2 separate regions of the Homo sapiens genome follow, and region 2 is linked to region 1. The links are chromatin loops, found by intact Hi-C in ENCODE. Cell type or tissue: mammary epithelial cell. All regions are shown on one strand. Each heading gives the region's core, and the rest is flanking DNA. Links, peaks and the distances in the headings are about the cores only.

The links. Peaks named below come from ENCODE experiments on the same cell type or tissue, not always from the same donor. Only the 100,000 strongest peaks of a DNase experiment are listed, where the experiment ranks them.
Region 2: it touches region 1 in a loop (7-fold over the local background); 4 of 110 quality-filtered maps call a loop at or near these places.

Annotation. Positions count from the first base shown.
Region 1 is chr22:19,104,114-19,108,497 of GRCh38, forward strand. All of the region lies in intron 1 of DGCR2 (DiGeorge syndrome critical region gene 2), which reads right to left. Among named protein-coding and RNA genes, the nearest start is that of DGCR2, 16 kb to the right of the region's middle. RefSeq lists an enhancer at 2,021-2,521. In mammary epithelial cell, for the core only: a CTCF peak has its summit at 2,302 (motif pointing right); no DNase peak of the experiment used is centred there.
Region 2 is chr22:19,285,538-19,289,921 of GRCh38, forward strand. All of the region lies in intron 1 of CLTCL1 (clathrin heavy chain like 1), which reads right to left. Among named protein-coding and RNA genes, the nearest start is that of CLTCL1, 4.0 kb to the right of the region's middle. In mammary epithelial cell, for the core only: no CTCF peak of the experiment used is centred there; DNase peaks (open chromatin) are centred at 1,904 and 2,584; H3K27ac peaks cover 2,195 bases.

The DNA of each region.
Region 1 (4,384 bases), core at 65-4,064:
GGAAATGCTACCTTATGCTTGTGAGGATGAGAGAAAGGCAAATGACACCTCAGTATTATCATGAAAACAGTTTTGACCTCACGGAGCCCCTAGAAGGGTCAGGGAACCCCCAGAGACCCCTGGGCACACTTGGAGAGCTACTGCTTTGGGCTATGCAACGCCCAGGAATTAGTGGATTCATGCCCTGTAGAAACCCACGAGTCTCTGCAATACAAATTCTTTCTCTAGATTCAATTTCTCCTTTGTCAGCAAGCCTTAGCCTTGTTTCAAGGCTGTCTCAAACTGAGCTGTCTCAAATTACTGTGTGAAATTTAGTATGCTGCATAAATTGTTTAGAATTGATTTCTCTTCAACATTTGCCCACAAAGAACAAGAGGGAGACAGAGTACTAGCAGAAGCACACATGTCCACAGTTACATCACTAAGAAAATCAAAACATTTCCAGCAAAGAAATGCAGGAGAAATTCCAGCCCATCTGCTCGCACTACTCACAGCCCACTAAGATAGGTCTCCACCAGAGCAGTCTGAGACCCATCAGACACAGACTCCCACACCCGGGGTAGGGGACACCCATGCCCTGCTGGAGTGCCCAGAACAGAAGGTTCCAGCATCCCTGGCAGGCCTGCTCACACCTGGCAGTAAAGCCTTACTGCACATTCTGTCTTGGAAAGAGCTGGCAGCTGCTTCCCAGTGGGGCTTTCCCACAGGTCATTTCACCTTCCATACAAGTTGCTACTAGGAAAGGGAGATTTGTCCAGCACACTTCAAAGCAGCAGCAGCAGCAGAGGGGAGAAGGTTTGGAAGCCAAGGGCTGGCTGGGCTATTGTAACAGGCGACCACGCATCTCCAGGAGACCAGAGGTGTGGATGCTGGGTTCTGCCCTGGGCCAGCCATCTCTTCTCCAGATGCCCTCAAGAAGGGACAGAGGGCCGGGCACGGTGGCTCATGCCTGTAATCCCAGCACTTTGAGAGGCTAAGGCGGGTGGATCACCGGAGGCCAGGAATTCAAGACCAGCCTGGACAGCATGGCAAAGCCCCATCTCTACTAAAAATACAAAAATTAGCTGGGCGTGGTGGCGCACACCTGTAGTCTCAGCTACTTGGGAGGCTGAGGTGGGGAGAATTGCTTGAACCTGGGAGGCAGAGGTTGCAGTGAGCCAAGATCATACAACTGCACTCCAGCCTGGGTGACAGCATGAGACTCCATCTCAAAAACTAAAAAAATAGGGAGGACAGAGACCACTGTTGATAGCACAACTAAAAGACAAAACAGAGGGCATATTGCTCGGTGACCTTCTAAATGGAGGGGTCACCTCTGTCCTGAGGCAAGAGTGAATAATAAGGGCCTTGAATGGGGCCTCAGAGATGGCCAGCATCTGAGCCACCAGGGGCCATGGGCAGGCCTCTGGCAAGCACCCATTCTGAACAGGTGCTGCCCAGTGGGGAAGGGAGCGATGCACGCTCTGGAAGGCACACTGTACTCCGGGGCCCCAGAGGGACTTCGGGACCAGATAGCTTCATGGGATGTGCTATAACTCCAGAAAGGGACGCGGCTGGCGATGGAGGAGTGCATCATCAGAACACCAACCTGCGTCAGACAGAGAGCAGACCTGGGAGGGCAGAGCTAGGAAGTGAGGAAAGGCAGGACCTGGCATTCCAAACAGTGCACAGACCATCCCAGAACCAACTGTGATCACATCACAAACTCCCTGCCTTCTCTACAGTGCTCAAATGCCATCTGCCCTTTTATGGAGTCCAAGGGCCACCTCTAACCTTCCCGCAAAGCCCCACATCCAGGTTCTTGGGGGTCCCGGCTCACCAGTCCCTGCAGCTCTCCCCTGAAGCCCGTCTAGCCCCTTCCCCATCGCTGCCACTGCCCCGTAGCACCAGCAGGCCAGCACACAACCTCCCCACCCCTGTAGCTTCCTGGAACCACGCAGGGAGACTGGCTTGGAAAGACGCCCCAGAGATCCGTTGCGAGACAAACAGCAGGCTTCAGCTCCTGGCCCGTGCAACCCTGCTCAGCCTCGCCAGGCTGCTTCCTCCATCTGTAAAGCATGGAGGTGACCATCCTGCCCTGCCTATCCCTCCTGACTTCCACGGAGGTGATGAGGCCCAAAAGAGAAAATTACTCCAACAATGCTCAGCTGCTGAAGTTTCACATATGCCACCCTTAGGAACAATCCTGGGAGGTCCTCTGCAGAGATAAATGCTCTGAGAGGGACCCACAAGGGCAAAGAGAGGATGGGAGGCAGGAACCATGGCCAGGGGTTCTGTGCAGTTTGACCTGCCACTGCGTCTCAGCAGCAGGGGGCAGTGAAGACTGCTGATACCTGGAGGCCTGAGCATCCTCTGTACTGGCAGCCACCAGGCTACAGCACCAACGATGCCAGCATCTGAACCTCAAGCCACAAGGAGCCCAGAGGCCAGCCGGCTCCTCACCCATGAGGGCCCAGAGTTCAAACGGGAACAAGACATGTGTGGCTCATGGAAAATGATGAGATTGGAAGTTTCATTAGCAAAATGTGAAGGAAGGCCCGAAGCTGTTCTATGTATTGAAACCCCCAACTAGTCCAGCCAGCTAGCTTCTCAGAGGGGCTGACCCGCCTACTCAGTGTCCCACATCAAGTTGGCAGCAGCAGAATGGGCATCAGAGGTCAGGCTGTGGGCTCTTTGACCCAAATCCCCATCCCTGAAGCCAGCAGAGCCCCTGGGTGGGGCTCTGCATTCTGACTCCCTAGAGGACCAGGTCCAAACTTTCCAGTTCTGAGCCATTTCCTTCACCGAGACAGCAGTCAGCAGAGCCTCTGGGGGCTCACTGCACAAAGCCCAGGGATACCAGAGCCCCACCACCAGTCTGGTGCAGAGCCAAGGATGTACCAACATATTGTACTTTTTTTCCCTACCAGTGGCCAGTTACTAGAACAAAATATTTTACACCTGCAAACACTCCTGCTGTGGTTTTGAAATATGCCTGCAACTTCTTTGATATGGCTCCCTAAATGGCAGTAGCTCCCCAAACACATAACCACCAAACCCATTTCCAAACAGCCCCCGGGGCAAGTGGAATCTCTGAGTGAAGGCTCCACCCTCAGTCACTCCTCCCCTGGACCCTGGAGCTCCTGACTCCCCATCACCACCACTGGAGACAGGTGGCCAGCTCTCCTGCAACAGTGGAGAGGGAGTAGGGTTGCCAAGCGCTAGGGGAGTGCCAGCCACTTTCTCCCACAGCCCAAGGGGTCACAACACTGACACTGGGGAACACCACACAAGAACAAAGGGACAAGGCCTATGCTTCAGCATTTATTTCTCATAAATAACAAGCATTTTCTACCTCCAGGAGAAGAAGTGATCACCACCTGCTACCATCTATCTGTAGATGCTGTCCAACCAAAACACTGGCTCAGCTGCTCTGCCCTGTGGCTTCTCCTTAGGCAGATGTTTGGGAAAGAAGGCCCTGTTTAAAATAAGTTATCCTAGAAAAGAAGGGAAGGTCCTAAGAAAAAGGAAGGGATCATATAAGATGAAAGAAGAGAAAGGCAGGTCCACCAAGCATACCTATTCCATGAGTGACACTTTCAAGAAAAGAACAGCAACTTGCAATCAGTCCTTATTTCATGGGGGTTCGGGCAGGAGGGGCTACATACTTGGGAATAAGACCAGGGCAGGAGGGTGGGACAGAACTGGAGCGAGAGCTATCTCGCATCTGATGTAAACATCAGCCAGCAGTTTCATCCAACACTCGCACCACATTTCGATCATAGCCACAGGATAGCGCAGCCAATTTCTCTAAGAGAAAGAACAGCTGTAGTCAAATCAGATTCCTGAATGCTCATTTTGCATGTGCCAGGCAGTATATCAAGTGCTTAGAATACATTATTATGAATCCTTAAGACAACTCATTTGCTCCTTCCATGAACACCGCCGTGTACCTCCTAGGGGCCAGGTGTTGTACAGGACACAAGTGAGAAGAGCAGGAGGAGAACCATAAGGTGTCTGCCCCCACGAAGCTCAGATTTTACTAGGGAAGGAGAAGAACTTCGTAACCTTGGGGTAGGCAAGGATTTATTAGACAAAAACAGAAAGCATGACCATAACAAGAAAAAATGATAAATCAGACTTCTTTAAAATTAAAAAAGTCTTTGATCAAAAGCTTAGTAAAGATACACAGACCACACTGAGCACAGTAGCTCTCACTTGTAATCCCAACACTTTGGAAAGCTGAGACAGGAGGATCACTTGAGCCCAGGAGTTGGAGACCAGCTTGGGCAACACAGGGATCCAGTCTCTACAAAAATTAAAATAAAAATATTAGCCACATATGATGGTGAACACCTGTGGTCCCAGCTACTCGGTGAGGGTGAGGTGGCAGGATCACTTGAGC
Region 2 (4,384 bases), core at 318-4,317, 180 kb after region 1:
AACTAGCTGGATTCTGGCCTGTCAAGATATATCCGATTCTAATTTCATCACTGAACTTTGCTATCCCAGCTTTGTGGCATCCTTCTTCAGCCTGCCAAGAGTGATGGTCATCTCTCTGGCATGGAGGCCAGCAGCAGGCCTCAAGAGAAGTGGAAGAAAATGTGGGAGAAGAGCCTGCAAACTCAGTAAAGTCTCAGTGAAGAAGCAAAGGAAGGAAAAATCAGACAGATTGCAGAAAGATTCCCCCTTAGAGAAGGGGGTGACAGGGTGCCAGCAACTACTACCCTAGGGAATACTGATAAACAACATGTCAGATAGATGCAGTGATCTGTCTGTGATCCTATGGGAGGATCTTCAGTGTGTTAAGTTACAAAAGCAAAGGGCAGAAGCATATTTAAAGCAGGATTCTTTTGAACATTTTTGGAAGGATATGGTGGCTTCGTTTATAGTGGTTTCCCCTGGGGAGAGACAGACAGAGGCTGAACTGAAAGATTTTAATTCCCATCAGACTAGCCCCTGCAACAGAAATATCTCAGCAGAGAGGAACCTTGACTCAGATCCTCCTAGGACTTAATTCTTTCAACCCAACCAACTAAAAAAGCACTGGTTTGTGTAGCTTAGGCATTCTGAACATTTAAATGTTCTATGGTGAAGATCTGTTTTTCCAAAGAGTCCCCATTCAAATTCATTTACTCTTTGGTCACCCACAATGCCACAGCGGTAGGTACTCCCACAAGGCTCACCCTCGCAGACACCCTGGCTGAGGCAGGTTACTCTCCTTGCTTTGTAAATAAACAAGTCAGAAGGCAACTAACTGGCCAGTATGTATTTCCAATACCAGAAGCAGTGGTAGGCCAACAGGCAAAATTTAACAGTTTACATGGTATCTTAAAATGACATTTTACATGGGATGCAATAATTTTAGGATGCAATGAGCCAACTGCTGTCTTAGTACATCAAAAACCACTTCACAAAATGAGATAGCTACATAATGGCAACATAAACCAAATATGGACTGGATTACTATGGGTACGTGTCCCTTTTTGGAGCATGACCCCCAGAAGCCTCTCCAGACACACACGGGTGTGTGTGGATGGGAACTGTTTTCAGTTCAAGCTCAATCTACACCTTCACAGTTTTACTTTCCCCCCTCTTTCCTTAATGATTAATATTGACTAACATGTAGAAGGCTGTTTCACCTGGGCTGTGTGTAAGACTCACCTGGGAAGGAATACCAAAGCTCCATCTCCACCACTCAGAGCTTTGGATTTAACATCCAGCAGAAATATGTTTAAGGCTGCAGGCCATTCTCACATGCAGCCTAGGTAGAGAAGCACTGATTAAGATCTTGACCATCTTTCTCCTACAATTCTAATGCTCAAGGTCTCTACACCTGTTTCAAACACCGCCTCAGAGACACTTTGAGGGAACATGTTTACGTTTTCTGTGTATTGAGCTATGACACATTTCACAGCTTACAAACTTGGAGCTGCTTTTTTGATATAGCTGGGGGGAATTACTTAGGGCTCAAGAAAATTTTTATGTCACCAAACTATTCAGCCATTCCTCTTCTGAATCAAGATGTCTTAAGTGCTCAGCCCATCCTCAGATATTACAAACAGCAATACCCTTCCAACTCTCACATTTGAATATTTCTAAAAAGTTCAAATGGTAGCTCCCTGAGCTCACAATCCAGCAGAGAAAATGAACAGCTACAGTACCCTGGGAAGAGTGTCATTATAAGAGGAACCCCAAAGAGGCACAGAGGAAGAACTCCTAACTGACAAATCAGGGAGAGCTTCCAGAGACAGCGTCATTTCCACAGATACCAGAAGGCTCAGTAGGAGTCAGTGAGTAAAGAGGGGTGAGAGGAGAATGTGTTTTGGCAAGGACACAAAGGGAGCGGCAGCAGAGTTGAGCAGGTGTTGGGCTGGGAAGAACAGGAAAGAGCACGTGGGGATCAGTCTTTTCATGCCAGAGGAAACACGAAACCACTCCCTGAAGGACTTTAAGCAGATGCTCATCCTTGGAGATCATGTTGCCTGTGTGCTGGAGAATGGATCACAGGAGGGCAAGACTAGAAGTAGAAGGACAAAGCTAGCATGACCATCAAGGTGGGGAGGGATGGCATAGTTTAGGGAAACGGTAGTCATGATGACAGTGGCAGAACGATGCCAAAAGTAAACAGGAGAAAGGGACAACAGGATGGGGAAAACACATCCCAGGCTCCTGGCTGGACACTGGACAAGATACACATCTGGGGAGAAAGGGAACCCCATTTATGAACACTGTGTTTGAGGAACCTGCTGACCATTTCCTGGCCTTCTTCAGTAGGCAGCTGTCACAATGGCAGCAACAGCTCACAAGGACACAGTGCTTTACAGTAGTCCCTTCTTATCCGTGGTTTTTTTCACACTGTTACCTATAGTCTGAAAATATTAAATGTAAGACCCCAGAAATAAACAATTCATAAGTTTTAAATTGCATACCATTCTGCAGAGTGATGAAATCTTGCACCAGCCCACCCAGGACGTGAATTATCCCTCCTCTGCCCAGCATATCCACGCTGTAGACATTGCCAGCCCATTAGTCACTTAGTAGCGGTCAGTTACCAGGTTGACTGTTGCAGCATCACAGAGTTTGTGTTCAAGTAACCCTTAATTTACTTAATAATGGCCCCAAAGTCCAACAGTAGTGATGCTGGCATATTGTTATTATTGTTCTGTTTTATTATTAGTTATCATTGTTAATCTCTTACTGTGCTTAACATAAATTCAGCTTTATCATACATATGTATGCATAGGGAAAAAAAGTGTATAAAGGGTTCAGAACAATCTGCAGTTTCAGGCATCCTCTGGGGGTCTTAGAACATATTCCCCATGGGTAAATCGGGACTACTGTATTATGTAACAGTTATTGTTTAATGCTTTACATTTATTAACTCAAAAACCTCACAACTACCTTGTGAGATAAGAAGTATACCTTTTATCCTTATTTTATAGATGAAGATATAGAAGCACAAAAAAGCTACAAACATTGCCCTAAATCACACAGCCAGTAAGTGCCTGAGTCCACATTCAGTGCCTTCAGTTTGGCCTCAGTCTGTGCTCTTAACCAGGACCTGCTACTGCCTCACACACACACAGCAGTGAAACTGCGAAAACACTCGGATGGCTTGGGAACATCAAGCTTATGGGAATACATAACATCACCAGCAGCATGTCCTGAATGAAAAAGCAGAGGGGCTCAAGACAGATTCCAAGCTCATGCACAAGAGCCGCCCATGGGGCAGTGGGTGTGGGCAGAGAGGAAGGAGAAACCCTGGGAAACTGTGGAACCAAAAACAGTAGAGAAAGGACCCTCAGGAGGCAGTAAAGTGCAGCATCAAATGCGGCTGGACATCACAGAAGATGCGTGTGGTGTGATGGGCTTTATCTCACCTAGCTCATCGCATCTTATTTTTTGAGACGGAGTCTCGGTCTGTTACCCAGGCTGGAGAGTAGTGACATGATTTTGGCTCACTGCAACCTCTGCCTCCCGGGTTCAAGAGATTCTCCCGCCTCAGCCTCCTGACTAGCTGGGACTACAGGTGCGTACCAACACGCCCGGCTAATACTGTATTTTTAGTAGAGACGAGGTTTCACCATGTTGGCCAGGCTGGTCTCGAACTCCTGATCTCAGGTGATCCACCCGCCTCGGCCTCCCAAAGTGGTGGGATTACAGGTGTGAGCCACCATGCTCGGCCTGATTTTATTTTTTACAGCAAAGATTAGCCAACTGCAGCCTGCTTTTGTATGGCTAAACTAAAAGTCTTTTTCATATTTTTAGAAGGTTAAAAAATGTAAGAATATGGGACAGAGACAGAATGTGGCCCTTACAAAAAAGCCTGCAGGATGGCTTGTAACCTTGGCAAAAACAGATTCAGGGGAAAAAATGGGGACAAAAGCCAGACTGCAGGTTACTGTGGAACATAAAAATAATGAAGCACTAAAGCAGCTCTTTCATGACATCCAGCTATGAGACAAGAGCTTCGTGGGGACAAGAGCGGGGGAAGAAGTTTGCTGGTTGTACAGATGGAAGAGAGGTGAGCATTGCCCAACACAAACAGGAAGAAACAACAAGACAGAAGGATGAAAATACAGGAAAGGGAGGCTATGACTGAACGAGGCTCCCTTATAGGGAAGAAGGATACCAGATCCAGAACATAGACAAGAAAGGACACCTACTTTTGAGGTAACAGGAAGGCAGGAAAGGGTGGCTGCAGACAAACATCTAAGTCTGCAGCCATATAGGTGAGAAACATCCCAGTTATGGCTTCAGTTTTCTCCAAGTCATCTGCTGGTTGCAAGGCAGGAGTGGCAGGATCAGGGATTTAAGGAACAGG